3 separate regions of the Homo sapiens genome follow, and regions 1 and 2 are each linked to region 3. A link is an interaction called in ENCODE POLR2A ChIA-PET data of the cell type or tissue named here. Cell type or tissue: MCF 10A. All regions are shown on one strand. Each heading gives the region's core, and the rest is flanking DNA. Links, peaks and the distances in the headings are about the cores only.

Region 1 (5,430 bases), core at 1,785-4,284, 77 kb before region 3:
TGAGCCACTGTGCCCGGCCCAGAGTTGGGAAACTTTCTAAGCCCTGAGTGAGGTGGCAGCACCATCCCCCAAACATACTCCTCTTTGCTTGAAATTATGCCTGGTGGAATTTTTATACCCCAAATATTTTTGAGCGCTTTTTATGTATATGTCAAATGCCATGTGAGAAGCAGGAGACAGGAGGAAGAAGCACAGGCCCTACCTTAAGGAGCTGACAGTCCATAACAGAGGGGAGCAGACTTTTCTGTAAAGGGCCAGATAGTAAGTAGGTTAGACTTTGTGGGCTATACAGTCTTCATGGCAACTACCGAGTGCTCCTTTGTAAATAAGTGGATGTATCTGTGTTCTATAAAACTTTATTTATAAAAGCTGGCGGTGGGCTGATATAGCCTGTGAGATGTAGTTTGATCATCCTTTCCCTATAATTACACTTAGATTTCTTATGCAAGTAGTTGAGGCAGCCCAGTGTTGGGGCTAAGAGTGTAGTTTCTGAGGTCCAGTAGCCTGTTTTTAAATCCCAGCTCTACTCTTTGCCTTGGACAAGCTATTTGACCTTTATGTCGCAGTTTCTTTATCTGTAAAATGGGGATAATATGGTGTCTGTGTCATAGAGTTTTGGGGATCAACTGAGAAGCTGTGTATAAAGGGTTTAGGACAATGGGTGGCACATAGAAAGCACTCATTAGGGCCAGGTGCAGTGGCTCATGCCTGTAATCCCAGCACACTGGGAGGCCGAGGTGGGTGGATCACCTGAGGTCAGGAGTTCGAGACCAGCCTGGCCAACATGGCGAAACCCTGTCTCTACTAAAAATGCAACAATTAGCGGGCATGGTGGCATGCGCCCGTAATCCCAGCTACTTGGGAGGCTGAGACAGGAGAATCGCTTGAACCCAGAAGGCAGAGGTTGCAGTGAGCCAAGATTGTGCCACTGCACTCCAGCCTGGGCGACAGAGCAAGACTCCAGCTCAAAAAAAAAAAAAAAAAAAGAAAAAAGAAAAAAAAACAGAAAAAAAAAACCAACTCATTAGATGCAGCAGTACAGGTGGTGAGTGCTACTGCAGAGGAAGCACCTGGGAGTGGGAGCAGCTGCTCCACTTGGGAATAAAGGGCAGAAGTCGCAGGTGGAGGAAGACCTTCTAGAATGTTGAAGAGAAGAGTTCATCATGCAGACAAAGGCTTCAGCAGGGCGTCCCTGGTAGAAGGCTCTGTGAGTACAAATGTTTGGAGGCATGAAAGGAGATAGGTTTAGTATGGCTGGAATGCAGGTTGTATGTGGAGTGTGGCCAGAGATGAGACTGTAAAAGACAGACTAGGCTAAAAAAAGGCTACTTTCTGAAGAAGCTCTTAAGCCGCTGAGACCACAGATCACAAAATGTCTGTGTTACCACAAGGGGAACGCTGGCCCTGTGTATTTGTGGGTCCACGAAGCATCAGACACTTTACGTATATTATCCAATTTAATCTTTAAAATGAGATGGAGGTGGGTGTTGCAAAGCTATCCATTCTCCCCTTTTCCTGTAGCTATAGACCCCAGTTTTTAGCTGGATGCATGGCTGTCAAAAATAAAACTGTATTTTCATCCCTCCCCCTCCTTGCAACTAGGATGGTGATGAGATTATAATCTGGATGTAAGCGCAGAGTTGTCACATAGTAATTTCCTGGAACCTTCTTTGTACTCTTCTTACCTTTTCCTTTCCTGTTGGAATATAGACATGCTGGCCAAAACTAGAATATGGAAATGATGGCTGGAATTTCAGCAGCCGTCTTGAACCTCGAGGTGACTGGGATGAAGGCCATGGAGACAGAAGAAATCTGGCCTCAGAGGACTTTGTGGATCAAAGCCACCTCATAAATCCTAGCTGCAACCTCTGGAATTTTCCTTGTGGGGAGGGGGAGGAATATGCTTCTTTTGCAAGCCCCGAGTCTCAGTCAGATCTAACCCTAATTGATGCAGGTAGAATCGCAGTTTTACAGGTGAAGATGTTGAGGCCTAGAGTGACATAGACTGCACAGTTAATAAATTGTGGAGCACGGAATTTTCGGACTTCAAAGTGTGTTTTCTTTTTCTCTGGAAAGAACTTGGTCTCCTACCCCTTCATTTTATAGATGAGATTACTGAGGGCTTTGGCTTAGGGTAAACTAGGACCAGCTAATTCCACTGCAAGATAATCATTTCCTGCCCCGCGCCCCCCACCCCCGCATACTCTTTCTCTCCATGGCCTTTCCAAAGAAGAGGCCTCGTGTTTTTTTTTTTTCTTTTTTTGTTTTTTTGAGACGGAGTCTCGCTTTGTCGCCCAGGCTGGAGTGCAGTGGTGCGATCTCGGCTCAATGCAACCTCCGCCTCCCAGGTTCAAGCTATTCTCCTGCCTTAGCCTCCGGAGTAGCTGGGATTACAGGTGCCTGCCACCATGCCTGACTAATTTTTTGTATTTTTAGTAGAGACGAGGTTTCCACCATGTTGGCCAGGTTGACCTGGCCTCAAGTAATCAAGTAATCTGGCCTCAAGTAATCCGACCTCATTACGTGAACACCTGACCTCAACTAATCCACCCACCTCAGCCTCCCAAAGTAGTGCTAGGATTACAGGCGTGAGCCACCGTGCCCAGCGAAGCCCCGTGTTTTAACGAGTGATGTTGTAGCCCTCCTTTGGGCAGAATATCTTTCTGTGCATGGGTTGTGTTCGGTGGTTTTTCCTCTTCCAAAACCCTAACTGTTCCAGAGCTGTAAGTGTAGAGCTTTCTCTTTAGACAACCTTGCCAACTCTTGCCACCTCTGGGCTGGTCCTTAGGAATGACTTTCCTTGCCTGGCCTGTCCTTTCTCTGCCTGAGTGTTTAGGGGATGGATGAGGGGTTCCTTGGCCCTGTGATTATTTGTAAGTGCTGACAGATGTCTTGATTTATGCAGAGGCCTCCCAATTCATTAACCTCAGAGTGTGGACTTTGGCTGAAATAGGATCATGCGTTTGCGGAATGTACTTTGCTTTTGGGATTCTTGTGTGTCTGAGTTCCACCCTATTACTAATACCTTAACAATGGGCTTCTTGATCCCCTTGGCTAACCACACAGCACAGAACTTTTTTGTGTGTGTACTGCAGCAGACTCATTTAGTGGCCTCGTCTCTAAAAAGTTTAACAGAACAAAAACCCATTTGTGCTAGTACGTGCCGTTGAGAGAGCATTTGTCGTACATTCATTATATAGCATTTCATATTGATTCCTCTCTTTGCTCCAGCAAATTTCTTTGTGGTAATTTTTATTAGCTTGGCTAATGAGTGCCTTTTTCTTTTTATGAGAAGTCTGCAGCTGATACCTTGGCCCAAAGTACATCATAACACTATTATAGTTGTTTAGTTAATTTGGAATTTCCTGTAACTGGAATTTTTATGTCAAAGATCAGTTTACATGATTGCTTCGAAGTCAGCTAAAATTCAGGAAGATGGTCTTAAAAGCCAGAATGGCATGTTTTCTTTCTCATGTTGATTAATAGGATAGGCCATTTTTATGGGTTGAACGTAAAGGTATGCTTCAGAAAATCTTTGTATCAAAGAAAGTAGACCAAACTTGTATCTGGGAAATCAAGTTTAAGTCTGGGTAAAGTGTTTTTTTTTTTTTTTTCCCCTTCAAAATAGAAGCAAAGCATGACCTAACTTGGATGAAACTAAATTGCAGTGATTCATGTCATGGAATGGTCTGAATTTCTGTTTATCTGAAGGCTTGCTTCCTTTTCCTTTCCAGCATTGTAGTGTTATTGGTATTTTTGATATTTTTGTTTTGTTTCCTTTTTTGTTTTTGCTTCCTTTCTTAGTTTAAGACTTTGAATTCTTTTGTGTAACAACTGCATGTAACTTGTGATCCGATTTTTTTTTCTATAAATGACATGATTGACAACATTTGTATAAAGTCTACAGATTTGATAATAGTACTGTATCCATGTCAAGTATTTATTTTAACATTTACGCACTGAAGTATTTAAGGGTAAAGGGGCATTATGTTGGCTATTTACAGAAAGAAATACACACAGAAAGAAAAAATAATAAAGCAACTGTGGTAAAATGTTAATAGTTCTTTAATAGTAAATACTTATTTGTATTATTTGTGTAACTTCTCTGTAAATTTGAAATTATATTGAAAGATTAACAAAAATTCACTTGACCTATTCAAAACAAAAACCTTGGGGTGTGCACTATATACTTAATCACCGAATAGAGCATATATCTAATAAACATTATCCAATTTGCCTTAATTCTAGTCTTCTAATGTGGCCACTGAAGCATCCATTCTTGAAGCTTCATCCAGACTGGTTTAGAAGATGCCCAGGTGTGATAAAAATGATTGTTAGGCAATTCCAGAGATTAACTACAATGAAATTGCCTGAGTGTGTGAGTGCCTGTGAGCAAATAGGTAAAGCCAGCATATTTGCAGCTTATGAAAGGACCATTAAACCAAAGGTTTGGGAGATTTGTTTTTATCCTTTCACTGTTTTTATCCTTTCCCTATTAAGTTGTTTCATCGTAATATAAATGTCAACTGTCTCTTTCATTTATAAATGAGATGAAGTGGGAAACATTGCTTGTTTCCTCATTACTCCAACATAGGAAAATTATAATGAATTACCATTTATAAGCAACTTTTTTTTTTCATTTTTTTGAGACAGGGTGTTGCTCTGTTGTCCACGCTGGAGTGCAGTGGTGCAATCACAGCTCATTGTAGCCTCAACCTCCTGGGTTCAAGCGATCCTCCTGCCTCAGCCTCCCAAGTGGCTGGGGCTACTACAGGCCAGGGCAGGAGGATCGCTTGAGGCCAAGAGTTTGAGACCAGCCCTGGCAATGGCAAGCTCCCTGCAACGGTGAGACTCTACAAAAAATTACAAACAGAAAACAATCAAACAAAAAACCTGGAGTGGCATGAGCTCTCTGCATTCCTGTCCAGAGCTGGAAAGATGTCTCAGTGAGGGAATGGGATTTTTTTTTTCCTGACCTTGGTTTTGATGTGCAAGATTGATTTGGTTTGTCTTGCATTATCTCATGGAACATGTTATTTATGCTCAGAAGTAACAGCTTAAATCTTTGTTATTTGTGTAGTAAAATGTGTTTTAACCATTTATTAAAAAAAAAAAATCCCCTCAGAGATTGTCCATGAACTTGCTCATACTCACATGAAAGTTCCAGTTCCACATCCTTGTCAGCGCTTGGTATTATGATATTTTTAATTTTAGGCATTTTAGTAAATGTGTGTCATGGTTTTCATTTGTAATTGGCTGATAGCTAATGACACTGAACAGCTTTTCATGTGCTTATTTCCCATCCAGATATCGTGTTTAGTAAGGTTAGCTTTAGCTAAGTCTTTTGCCCATTTTTAAATTGGATTTCAATCAGGTTGTTTGTTTTCTTATGGTTGTGAGAGTTTTCTTCTGAGAGTGGTTCATGCTTTT
Region 2 (5,430 bases), core at 1,785-4,284, 85 kb before region 3:
GAAAACCCGTCTCTACTAAAAACAAAAAAAATTAGCCGGGCGTGGCGGCGCGCCTGTAATTCCAGCTACTCCGGAGGCTGAGGCAGGAGAATCGCTTGAACCCCGGAGGCAGAGGTTGCAGTGAGCCGAGATCGCGCCATTGCAATCTAGCCGGGGCGACAGTGCGAGACTCCGACTCAAAAAAAATAAATAAATAAAATAAAATAAAATAAAATAATAAAAAGAAAGAAAAAATACCCTCCCCCTTTTAATATTAGTAGCAATTTACATTATTATCATTATTTCCTCTTCAGGTCCCATTTGAAGTTTCCTGCTCACTTCCCCCTTGCAGTTGAGAAGCCTAGTTATGGACACGTGGAAGGATGGGGCTGTCGAGGAAAGGGGCTCAGGAGGCACTTGGAATGGTGGTAGTGTGTGTGATCTGCCATCGTGAGGAAGACAAGAACAGATGTGGCACTACTGTTTACTTTTTGTTTTTGTTTTTTTTTTCAATTTGTTTTCCAAAAACAAGCCAGAGGGAAATACAAGTGTCAGTGCGAGGAGAACAATGCTTTTTGGAGAGGTGGTTGGTGGGATATTTTGTCCTGCCTATTTAACAGTCTCCAGATCTTAATAGACTTGGGGCTCTTAAGGATGTTTGTGAGATTTGAATTATACCCTGGAAAGTTGCTTATCTCTGCTGCATGGACTATATTACTTGGTTATCTCTTCCTGTAGATTGTTTGGAAATGTTCAGATTTGCTTCCATCTGAAACATATCAGCCAGTTATCTGCACGAAACTCAACTTGGAGGAAGAGGTCTTTTGAAGTATGGAAACTGAGTTGTTTCTATATTGATATTCTACATATAGGACTTTCTGAGTCACCTGGGCTTCCTGGGAGATGTGTTACTATGTTAGTGGAAGTTGCACTTAACTTTTGAATCCTTTTATTTCTCAAAATAGTCCTAGTGTCTGCTGTTGCCTCTCCCTTCCCCTTTCAATTCGTGAAAGCTGAAAAAGAATAGGTAGAATGCGTAGGTAGAGGGAGATATGAGATGACTAAATCTGATTTCAGTTCTTGGTAATTATGTCTCGTTAATGGCAACTCAAGGTGCCTTGTCAGTAACAGCATTTTGTTGGTGTGTTGAGCAATCACTTAATGCTTTTTCTTCAAGTAGATTATGAGGCCAGCAAAGCTTTTACCCTGGATTACAGTTATTTTATTATTTACTTGCTGGGGAACAATATTTTACCTTGCAGTCTGTATTAAAGGATTTGTTATTTGGAGTGGATTTAGGAGGCATTGGAGTAACATTCTTTTGCATTATTTTAAACCCATTGTGGTGTTTAGATTGGAGGCAAGGTTGAGAAGAAGCACATTTAATGCCAATAATAATACCTACGTGATAGCAGGCTACCTAGGTGAAATGTGGTATTAAGTACACTCCTGAGCATGCTTAAGTGATGTCTCATCTTTATTGAGTTTGTTTACTGCAATTTATAGCTGTCTGCCTATGTTTGTTCTTACCACAGTAGACTCACCGTTTTCCAAGTCTACCACTGACTCCATAAGCATCGTCTGTAATTGTTAACATCTCAGTGTCAGGGTTTCTATTTCCCACATTTTGTTCTTTGAACGATGGCTGAGGGTCCATTAGTGGTTTGGAGAAGATTACGATGACTCTGTGCTTGCAAAATTCTCCCTTCTCTAGGGGTCTTATGAAGGGACAGATGGATTAGTGAAAAGGAAGAGAGAAGAGGATAAAAATAGAAACTTTGAAAATGTATTCATTTGTTCAATTATCTATTCACAGACTGTTTTATTGAGCACCTACTATGTGGCAGGAACTGTTCTAGGAGCTGGAGCTACCACCCTTCCCTGGTCCAGGGAAATGCCTTAGTACAAATAGTTAGCCAACTGATTCCTGCTGCCTTTCTTTCTGGGCCTCATAGCATCTTCCTTTGGCAGTTCTTTTCAAAGTGCCCACAGTTAATGACAAATCTATAGCAACCAAGTTCTTGGTTCATCCTCTCAGGCTGCTGTGCAATTGTAGTGCTCTTCACCAGCTCCCAGGACTTAATACCAATCACCCACTAACAGTTTGTACCCTGGTGTCCTCTTGCATGTTCTCAAGTTGCTGTAAAACTTATATTTTAACACTTGGCATCATATTCTGCCTTTATTTGTAGCCTCATCCTCATGCCCTTAGGAAGGCAGTTTGGGCCAGAACACAAAATAAACGACATAAAGAGAGGTCACAGAGAAGAACACTGTATGATGGGAACGTGCTCAACTCAGGAGAGTAAGTTCAGGACATTTGGCTCACACTCACTGGATGAGAATGTGAAATACTTAGAGTATGGGGAAAACATGCATTAAGGGCTTTCTGTCATTCATTATTATAGATATTTAAAGAAAATATTTCAGGCATAATAACATTGTATAGATTTACAGGATGGCACTGAAGAGTAAATACATTGATACAAATGAACAACAATAAAAAATCCAGAAAGTGGCAAGTGCTATGAAGGTTAAAAAAAGGTGATGAGATAAAGCAAGTATTTGCAGGAATAATTTTAAGTGTGAGTCTAGTGTTTTTACTGCTATTCACATTGTCACTTAGAGTACTCTCTTATTACCCATCTTATCACTCATACAGAGTGAACCATGGGGAGAGTAAACCTCGAGAACTTGAGGAGGCAGATGACCTAGCACCTAGTTGGCCAGGATTAGAATTTCAGACTGGGTTCTGGTGGCCCAGAAGGATTTTAGGAAGGGAAGTGACACTTATTAGGTCACTTTGGCTGCTGTGTAGAGATGAGATTTTCAAGGGGCCAAAGCATGAAGCAGGGAGACCAGTTAGGAGCCCATCTGAGTGGTCCAGGAAAGAGATGCTGGCGGCCTGGGCTGGGGGTTGGCAGAGAACTGGAGAGAAGGGATAGATCTGGTGTGGAGAGGATGGAAATCGCTGATGAATTTGATGTGGAGGTGAGAGAGGGGCAAGAATAACTCTTGATTTGTGGGCCTGAGAGGCTGGGAGGTTGAGACGTCCTTTGTGGAGATGAGGATCACAGGAGGGGAATGTGTTTGTGGGGAGGGTGAGGCTTGGCCAAGAGTTCTGTTTGGACTGTGTTCAGTTTGAGGTGCTTACCCCTAGTAAGAAACTGGCTGTATGAACTTTCATTTGCCCTAAGTCAAACTTTACTCTCAAACTAAAATGGAGCTATTTTGGAGTTGCTCATAATATCAAGTATTTGAGGAAATAATTTCTAATTGGATCTAGAAATTGTTATTTAAATATCTAAGGGTTGCCATTGCCATTCACTTTTTCTTATTTGGAGAAAAGAAGACACTGCGAACGTGGAACCAACCTTCAATTCTTTTTTTGGTGATTGGCAGGGTTGTAAGAACTCAATAAAATGCTGAATGACAACAAATCTTGACTAGGATTAAGGAAGACAAGGCTGGGTGCATTGGCTCACATCTGTAATCCCAGCACTTTGGGAGGCCGAGGTGGGAGGATTGCTTGAGCCCAGGAGTTCCAGACCAGCGTGGGAACCATGGTGAAACCCTGTCTCCACAAAATAAAAATATAAAAATTAGCCAGTGGTGGTGGCTTAGGCCTGTAGTCACTGCTGCTCAGGGGTCTGAGTTGGGAGGATTGCTTGAGCACAAGAGGTCAAGGCTGCAGTGAGCTATGATCACACCACTGGACTCCAGCCTGAGCAACAGAGCAAGACTCTGTCTCTAAAGTAGACATTTATTTGGGGAGGAAGAGTAGTGTGAACTTTGGATTCAAATCTTGACACCAACACTTAGCACACATGTGACCGTGGGCTAGCTCTTTAATTGCACTGGGCTTCTGTTTTTCTCTTCTGCTAAATGTGGGAAATGATGTTACTCTTTTCATTAGTTCAATGTGAAGATTAAATGAGATTATTGGTGTATAAGGGACTGAGAATAGTACATAGCAAGATACCAAGAAGTGGTAGCTATTATTAGATCTTCAATTTGTCTGTTTTTAAGTAGGCACTTTCTGGTCCATAAAATTCTTGGTTTTTATTCTGAGTGCTGTGGTTACCCTGGGACCACATTAACATAATTATCATAGAGTTCTTTGGGGAGAAGATGATTACTTCATTTTGAAGGGATCCTTTTAAAACTTGGCACCAAACATTTACAGCTCCCCTTCCCAGCCTCTAAATCCTATCTTCCTTTCCTATTTTATTTCTCTCCATATACCTTGCTATTATCTGACATGCTTTATATTTTACTTTTTTTGGTCTCTCCACACTAGAGTATAAGCTCCCTGAGGACAGATAATTTTGTTTGTCTTTGTTGCTGCTGTTATCTCCAGTGTTGAGAACAGGGTCTGGTATACAGTAAGGGTAGAGTAAGTATTGTCAAATGGATAAAAAAATGAATAAATGTCAGAGAGGGAAACCAGGGCTTAGTTCTATTTGAGCCAGTGTTAGCTATTATTAGTATCAGAAGTCTTGGTTCTGTACCTGCTTGTAACCTTGTCCTTGTGTTGCTGTGTTTATCATCTGTCCTGCTCTCTGCAAACAGTCTTTGGTTCTGGATCAGGGAGTATGACTCTTCCTGTGACGTGCCCACCCTGATTTAGGGCCCACCACAACTCACCCATTGGGGGCCATTAGTGACCAAATATCCAGGGCTTGCTTTTGACTCTATCTGGATTAACAACATACGTTGAGTGTTTAGTGTTTAGCCCCCAGCATTTTGGTGCCACTTATCCCAAATTAAAGCATCACTGGGGTATATATGAATTTTTAAAGCCACCTTGAAGGAAAATAAGTGTTTTTTTGAGTATCCCAATAATTTTAGAGGGAATTGGTGATACCAGGGTTGAAAATCACTGCTCTGGGTTTTGTATTCTTGTCCGCGTGTACATAGGAAATATCTGCATATCTTCCTGTGTAGTCTGCCAGAGTGTTTTGAGGCCGTGTGCTAAAATCCTTTAGGGACACTAACTAGTTTCATTGATGGTAATAATAAAAGGGATGGTTGCCTAGGTTACAAAACACTGTATAATATTGTTTATTCACTTATGGTTCAAAATACGTATTGAGCACCTGCTTCGTATTAACTACTCCCTGCAGAATCTGCCCTCCCCCTCCTTTGAAAGTGTGTGTATATTTGAGGAGATTCACACCAAAATGGTTTTCTTTGGTTGGTGGGATTATGGGTGATTTCCATTATCTTCTCTTGTCTGTTTTCCCAAGGTGAATGTGTGTCTGTTTTGCAGTTTGAAAAAGTTGTTGAGGCAAAGAAAAGCTGCTCATGCCTTTTCACGTCATCTGTCTAACTGAGTTTTGCGAGTAAATTTCAAGTCTAATCTACATTCAGAAAAGTACACAAATCATATACATACACAGTTCAATGAATTTTCTTAAATGGAACACACCCAGATTAAGAAACAGCTGC
Region 3 (5,430 bases), core at 1,563-4,062:
GTCCGACTAAAAACTAGCGTTCTCTTGAGAGAGAAGGGAAATAGGTATTTAGTGGGTAGTAGTCTGTCTCTGCCACACCTGGTTTCAGACCGCTAATCAATCAGTGGCAGAGCTGAAATTCAGATCCTGGCTTCAACCCAATAATGTTTCCACTCCTCCCAGTAAAAATGGAATGAGGATGTTGGAAAATAGCTGGTGGATTTAGGCAATACGTGTTTGGAAGAGAAGTTCTTTTCCTTTCTCTTGGGCTTGCTGCATCAACAACAACAAAACAAAAACGGATTTGCTTGACAATAAATTAGGGCCATGGGAATCCATGAATCTAGAAATAAACAGATGAGTGTATGGTCACAAATAGGATGTTTCAGTTCTTACTGACACTTTGTCAGCATTTGACATGGTCACTCTGTCCTTTCTGTGCTTCTGGTTTTCCTCTCTGCCTTGTTTTCTCTGTTCTTTTCCCTGTTTAATGTTAGAATTCCTCAAGTCTTGGTCCCAGGCCCGTTCCTTCCTGCCTCCCCTTGTCCTCCTTGTTCCTCTTTCTGGGCAATCTCATCTATGCCTGTGGCCTCAATTTCTACTTATTTGCAGATGATTTGCAAATTCACATCTCCAACTCCGACCGCTCCTGGGCTCCAGATTCATCCATCCAACGGCTAAGTGACATTTCTTGGAGTAAGGTATTTCAAATGCAGCATTCCCAAAACTGAATTCCTGCCTCATCAAATCTTGTCAACTGAAACTCTGCCATCACCACCTTGGTCTAGGCTATTGCCAGGATCACTGTAGATATCACTTGTATTAAGGTATAATTTAAACATTATAAAATTCACTCATTGTAAGTATACAATTGAGTTACTTTTAGTAAATTTATATAGTTTTGTAACTATCACCACAATTCAGTTTGAGAATATTTCTAACACCAACATTTTTTTAAAAAAATAAAATAATCCCTGTAAGCAGTTTGCAGCTAATCCTGCTCCCACCCTTAGCCCCAGACAACCACTTATCTTTTTGTCTCTCTGTTTCCCTTTGCTGGACGTTTTATATAAATAGAATGATACAATTTGTAGTGTTTTTCATCTGGCTCCTTTAGCATAATGTTTTTGAGGTTCATCCATGTTGTACTTTTATTGCTGAATAGTATGCCATGGGATGGATATGCCACATTTTCTTTATCCATTCACCAGTTAACATTTAAATTATTTCCAGTTTCTGGCTACTATGAATAATACTGCTTTAACATTCGCATGTAAGTCTTTGGTGTAGACATTTGTTTTAATTTCTGTTTAGTAGATTCTTAGGAGTGAAACTGATGTGTTGTAGGTTAAGTTTATTTTCACAAGCAGATGTTCTATTTCACATTCCTACCAAGAGTGTGGAAAGGTTCCAGTTTCTCCATATCCTTACCATTTGTCATTGTCTTTTTAATTATAGCTGTTCTAGTGGGTGTGAACTGGAATCTCATTGTGGTTTTAATTTGCATTTTTCTAAAGACTAATCATGTGCATCTTTTCATGTATTTATTAACCATTCATGTATCTTCTTTGGTGAAATGTCTTCTTTGGTGAAATGAAATATTTTGCATTTCTTGAATGGGTTGCTTCTCTTAGTTTTGAGGTGTAAGGGTTCTTTGTATATTTTGCATGTATATACTTGGTATTTAGTCAAAGATTGGCCAGAGATTGTGCTTTAGCCAGAAAGGCTTTGACTCTGCCCCTCTATCTGCTTGTTAGGAGGGAGCACATTAACATTTCAGGCTGTTTCCGTGTCCTTCCTGGCTCTTACTTTTTATCGCTCTTCCCTGTGCCTGAGCATAGGCTCTGTTGACCAAGGATGTATGGGTGCCGTGGGCCTGCTCTGGTCTCTGCTGCAGTTGTGCTCAACCACCGGTTAACAGATACATGAAAAGTTTAGCCCCATGGTTTTCTCACCTCCTGAAATTCCCAATTAAATCCCTGGCTAGTCTGCTGGTCCGTGGCTTGCTCCAAACTGGGCAGCAACCTCAGGCCAGTGGAGCCCCTGGTCTTCCCACTGCATCTGCCTGCAATTGCCACTTTACCTGATGATGATCCGAATCATGTGAGCAATTGCCCTCACCCTCGCCCTCTCCCTCTCCCTCAGGCAGCAGAACCCTGCTGCCCCAGTCGAACTACCGGTCAGCATTGCTAGGAGGAGGCTGGGGACAGCCCAGGCATGATCCCCAAGCTCTGCTTGTTCTTATCAAAGTTTGGTCAGTTTCTACTGTTCTGAAATGGTTGCTTTTGACAGTTTTGTCCAGTTTTATAGTTGACTTTTTTGGGGAGAGAATGTGTTAGTCTCCCCAGTCGTCACGTTGAGAGAAAGCGAGTCTCTGCAGCCGCCTTTCTGCTCCCTCTGCTCCCACCTGGCTTCTTTCCTGGCCTTTCCCTACTTTGGAGCTAGAATTCTCTTTCTACAAAGTAGTTCTGGTTCTGTCCCTGCCGCTGGTTGATGTTAGGATAAAGTCCCGCCACGCCTTGTAGGCGCAGCATGGTTTGCATTGCCTACGTCTTTAGCCCCATCTGATAACACACATTCTTTCCTTCTCTTTGCTCCAAACACACTGGTTTTTCTCCATTCCCTCTCCCCACTCCGTCCTCAGGGCCATACACGTGCTCCTTCCTCTGCTTGGAACTCTCTCCTCTCCTCTTCCCCGAGTCCATTTCTTCACACCTCAGATCTCAGTTCCTCCGTCTCCAGACAGGCCCTAGTAAGTCAAATTCTACTAATTGACTCACTTCTATTACAACACACAATCACAGCCAGAGTTTGGCACTCATTTTAGTGAATATTTTATTCTCTGCTTCCCTCCCCCGTTAGAATAGGGGCTTTGTCACCCATACCACATGTATCCTTAGCACAATACCTGGCTCATAGCAGATAGTAAAAATTTTTCCGAAAACAAATGAGTGAATTCTTACAAATAAAACTTAGTTTGGGGACTTGGAGCTACCCTCTTCAAAACATTGTTGAGCTTTTATATGGATTCTCTTCTCTTTAACCATTACCTGAATAAACTTATCCAGAGTGCTTTATTCATATCACAGAACCTATGTACAGTTGACCACACTGACAGCTGAGTGTGAGCCCCTGCCAAATAATATTTCCGTGGCACTGGCACCCCCCAAAAATGGCAAACACAAGCTCTCAAGTTCTGTCTTGTTGGCATTGTAGTAAACTGCTGATACAATGCAATATGAGCATCAGCATCAGATCTGATTTACTGTCTGCATTTAGGAATGTGATATGAACATTTGGAAATTCTTGTTTTATAAGCAGGCAGACCTTTGGGCACAGAGACGGTGGGATGGACTGCAAGAGCGAATTAGCCAGCTTTTTGTTTTTGCAAATGTGGAAATCAAGTCTTAGAGTGGATAAAGAACTTGCCCGAGGTCACAAAAATGAAAACAAGTGGTTCCCAAAGTGTGGTCCTACCAGCAGCATCAGCATCACCTGGGAACTTGTTAGAAATCAAATTCTCCTGCTCCACCCAGACCTCCTGAATCATAAGCTCTGGGGGAGGGGCCCAGGAAGCTGTGTTTTAACCAACTTCCAGGTGATTCTGATGTGGGCAAAGTCTGAAAACCCCTGGCCTAGGGCATAATTAGGTCTCTGACTGCCGAATCACACTACCTTCCTCTATGCTTTGTTGCCCCTAGAGAAAAAGTAAAGGACACTTTGAATTCAGGGACGGTGGAATTTAGAGACTTAGTTGATGTTTAGGGAAAAAGCTGAGCCATGGGGCTTGTTGATGATTGGGTTTGCTTCTCCTGGCCTCCACAGGACAGCTCCCATCTCTCTTGCTCTTGGTGGGTACTAAACTGGGGTTGCTCACCCACTTTTACCCCAGGGCTTTAGCTAGTATCAGAATTTTTTCAGCGTGACTTTCAGGATGGGTGTGTTATAGTACAAAGCAGAGACGTGAATCAGGACTTAGCTCATTTCCAGGTAAGTTCCAACATCGTCAGTATCAAGAATAAGATATAATTTGTGAGCATTAAGACGCAGATTGGTATCGAAATTTTCACCTAAAGACACCAGAAACTCAAGAGTTAATAGTTCAGAGGGAAATGAGGCAATATTGTGAAAGCCTATATTAATTCTCATAAGACAGGTCTCAGTTCTTTCGGGCTTAAATCAACTAGTCTTTAAAAGCAGATCGAGTCTCATCATAGATCAAATCCAAGCTCAGTGCATCAAATCTTGAGTTAAAAGTTCACTTTGACTTATTCTGGTGCTTTATGAGGTCTCCAAAGCAGCAGCCTCTCAGGCTGGTGGCTCTTAATCTTGAGGTGCTTCACTCAGCCTGGCCCCTGGAGCCCCTCTGCTCAAGTGAGCACCTTCATAATGCCAGGTGATGATCCCATTATGCAGGAACTCGATGCCAGGTGATTTCAAACAATGTCTTTAAACCTTTCTCAAAAACACTTCCAGAGTGACAAAACCAAGAAATCCACTGTCTGGGCTGCTGTGATTTAGGAAAGCTGGGGTTTGGCTGTTTTTGACTAAGACAAAATGAGGTTGGCTAATGCTTAAATAACATTCATCTTGGTTATATGGGTGTGTGGGTGCTCAGGTGTTTGAATGAATGATTGAGAGAAATGCTTGGCATACCAGATGGAAAACAGGGTGATGAATAACGGAAGGTTTTATTTTGACTCTGATTTTGCACTGTTTTTTGTACTTGAGGGTGCTTCTGAATCACTTGGAAAACTTCTTGAAATTCACATTTCCGACTTCCTGACCTTCACAAAGATCCTCTAGGTGTAGGTTGAGAGTCAGAATCCACATTTTCAACAAGCTTTTCAACTGATTGAGAAGCAGAGAGCAACTGGACCAAACTTTAAGAAACATTATTTTTATTAAGTTTTAAATTGACACATAATTGTACATATTTATGGGCTACATAGTGATGTTTTGAGACATACAACATACCATGATCATATCAGGGTAATTAGCATATCCATCATCTCAAACATTTATCATTTCTTTGTGCTGGGAACATGCAATATCCTCCTCCGAGCTATTTGAAGCTATATATTATTCATTAGCATCATTGTATTGTGCTATAGAATGCTAGAAATCCTCCCGTCTAGCTATAAGTTTGTATCCTTTAACAAATCTCCTTCTATCCCTCCCTTCCCCCAACCCTTCCCAGCCCCTAGTATCCTCTATTCTACTTTTTATTTCTAGGAGGTCAATTTTTTTTTTTTAAGTTTCCATACATGAGTGAGAGAATATGTGGTGGTTAAATTTCTGTTCCTTGCTTATTTCACTTAACATAGTGTCCTTCAGTTCCATCTGTGTTGCTGAGAATGACAGGGTTTCATTCTTTTTTAAGGCTGAATAATGTTTCATTGTGTATATAGACCACATTTTCTTTATCCGTTCATCTGTTGTTGGACACCC

What was found. ChIA-PET counts read pairs that join two places held together with the same protein. Peaks named below come from ENCODE experiments on the same cell type or tissue, not always from the same donor. Only the 100,000 strongest peaks of a DNase experiment are listed, where the experiment ranks them.
Region 1: POLR2A ChIA-PET joins it to region 3 with 34 read pairs; 7 of 35 experiments call an interaction of 5 or more read pairs at or near these places.
Region 2: POLR2A ChIA-PET joins it to region 3 with 15 read pairs; 7 of 35 experiments call an interaction of 5 or more read pairs at or near these places.

Annotation. Positions count from the first base shown.
Region 1 is chr3:31,966,696-31,972,125 of GRCh38, reverse strand. The region is part of intron 1 of OSBPL10 (oxysterol binding protein like 10); the gene reads left to right. Among named protein-coding and RNA genes, the nearest start is that of OSBPL10, 12 kb to the left of the region's middle. In MCF 10A, for the core only: no CTCF peak of the experiment used is centred there; a DNase peak (open chromatin) is centred at 2,985.
Region 2 is chr3:31,974,771-31,980,200 of GRCh38, reverse strand. The region is part of intron 1 of OSBPL10 (oxysterol binding protein like 10); the gene reads left to right. Among named protein-coding and RNA genes, the nearest start is that of OSBPL10, 3.8 kb to the left of the region's middle. RefSeq lists an enhancer at 804-853. In MCF 10A, for the core only: no CTCF peak of the experiment used is centred there; no DNase peak of the experiment used is centred there.
Region 3 is chr3:31,889,399-31,894,828 of GRCh38, reverse strand. The region is part of intron 1 of OSBPL10 (oxysterol binding protein like 10); the gene reads left to right. Among named protein-coding and RNA genes, the nearest start is that of OSBPL10, 89 kb to the left of the region's middle. In MCF 10A, for the core only: no CTCF peak of the experiment used is centred there; DNase peaks (open chromatin) are centred at 2,718, 3,548 and 3,988.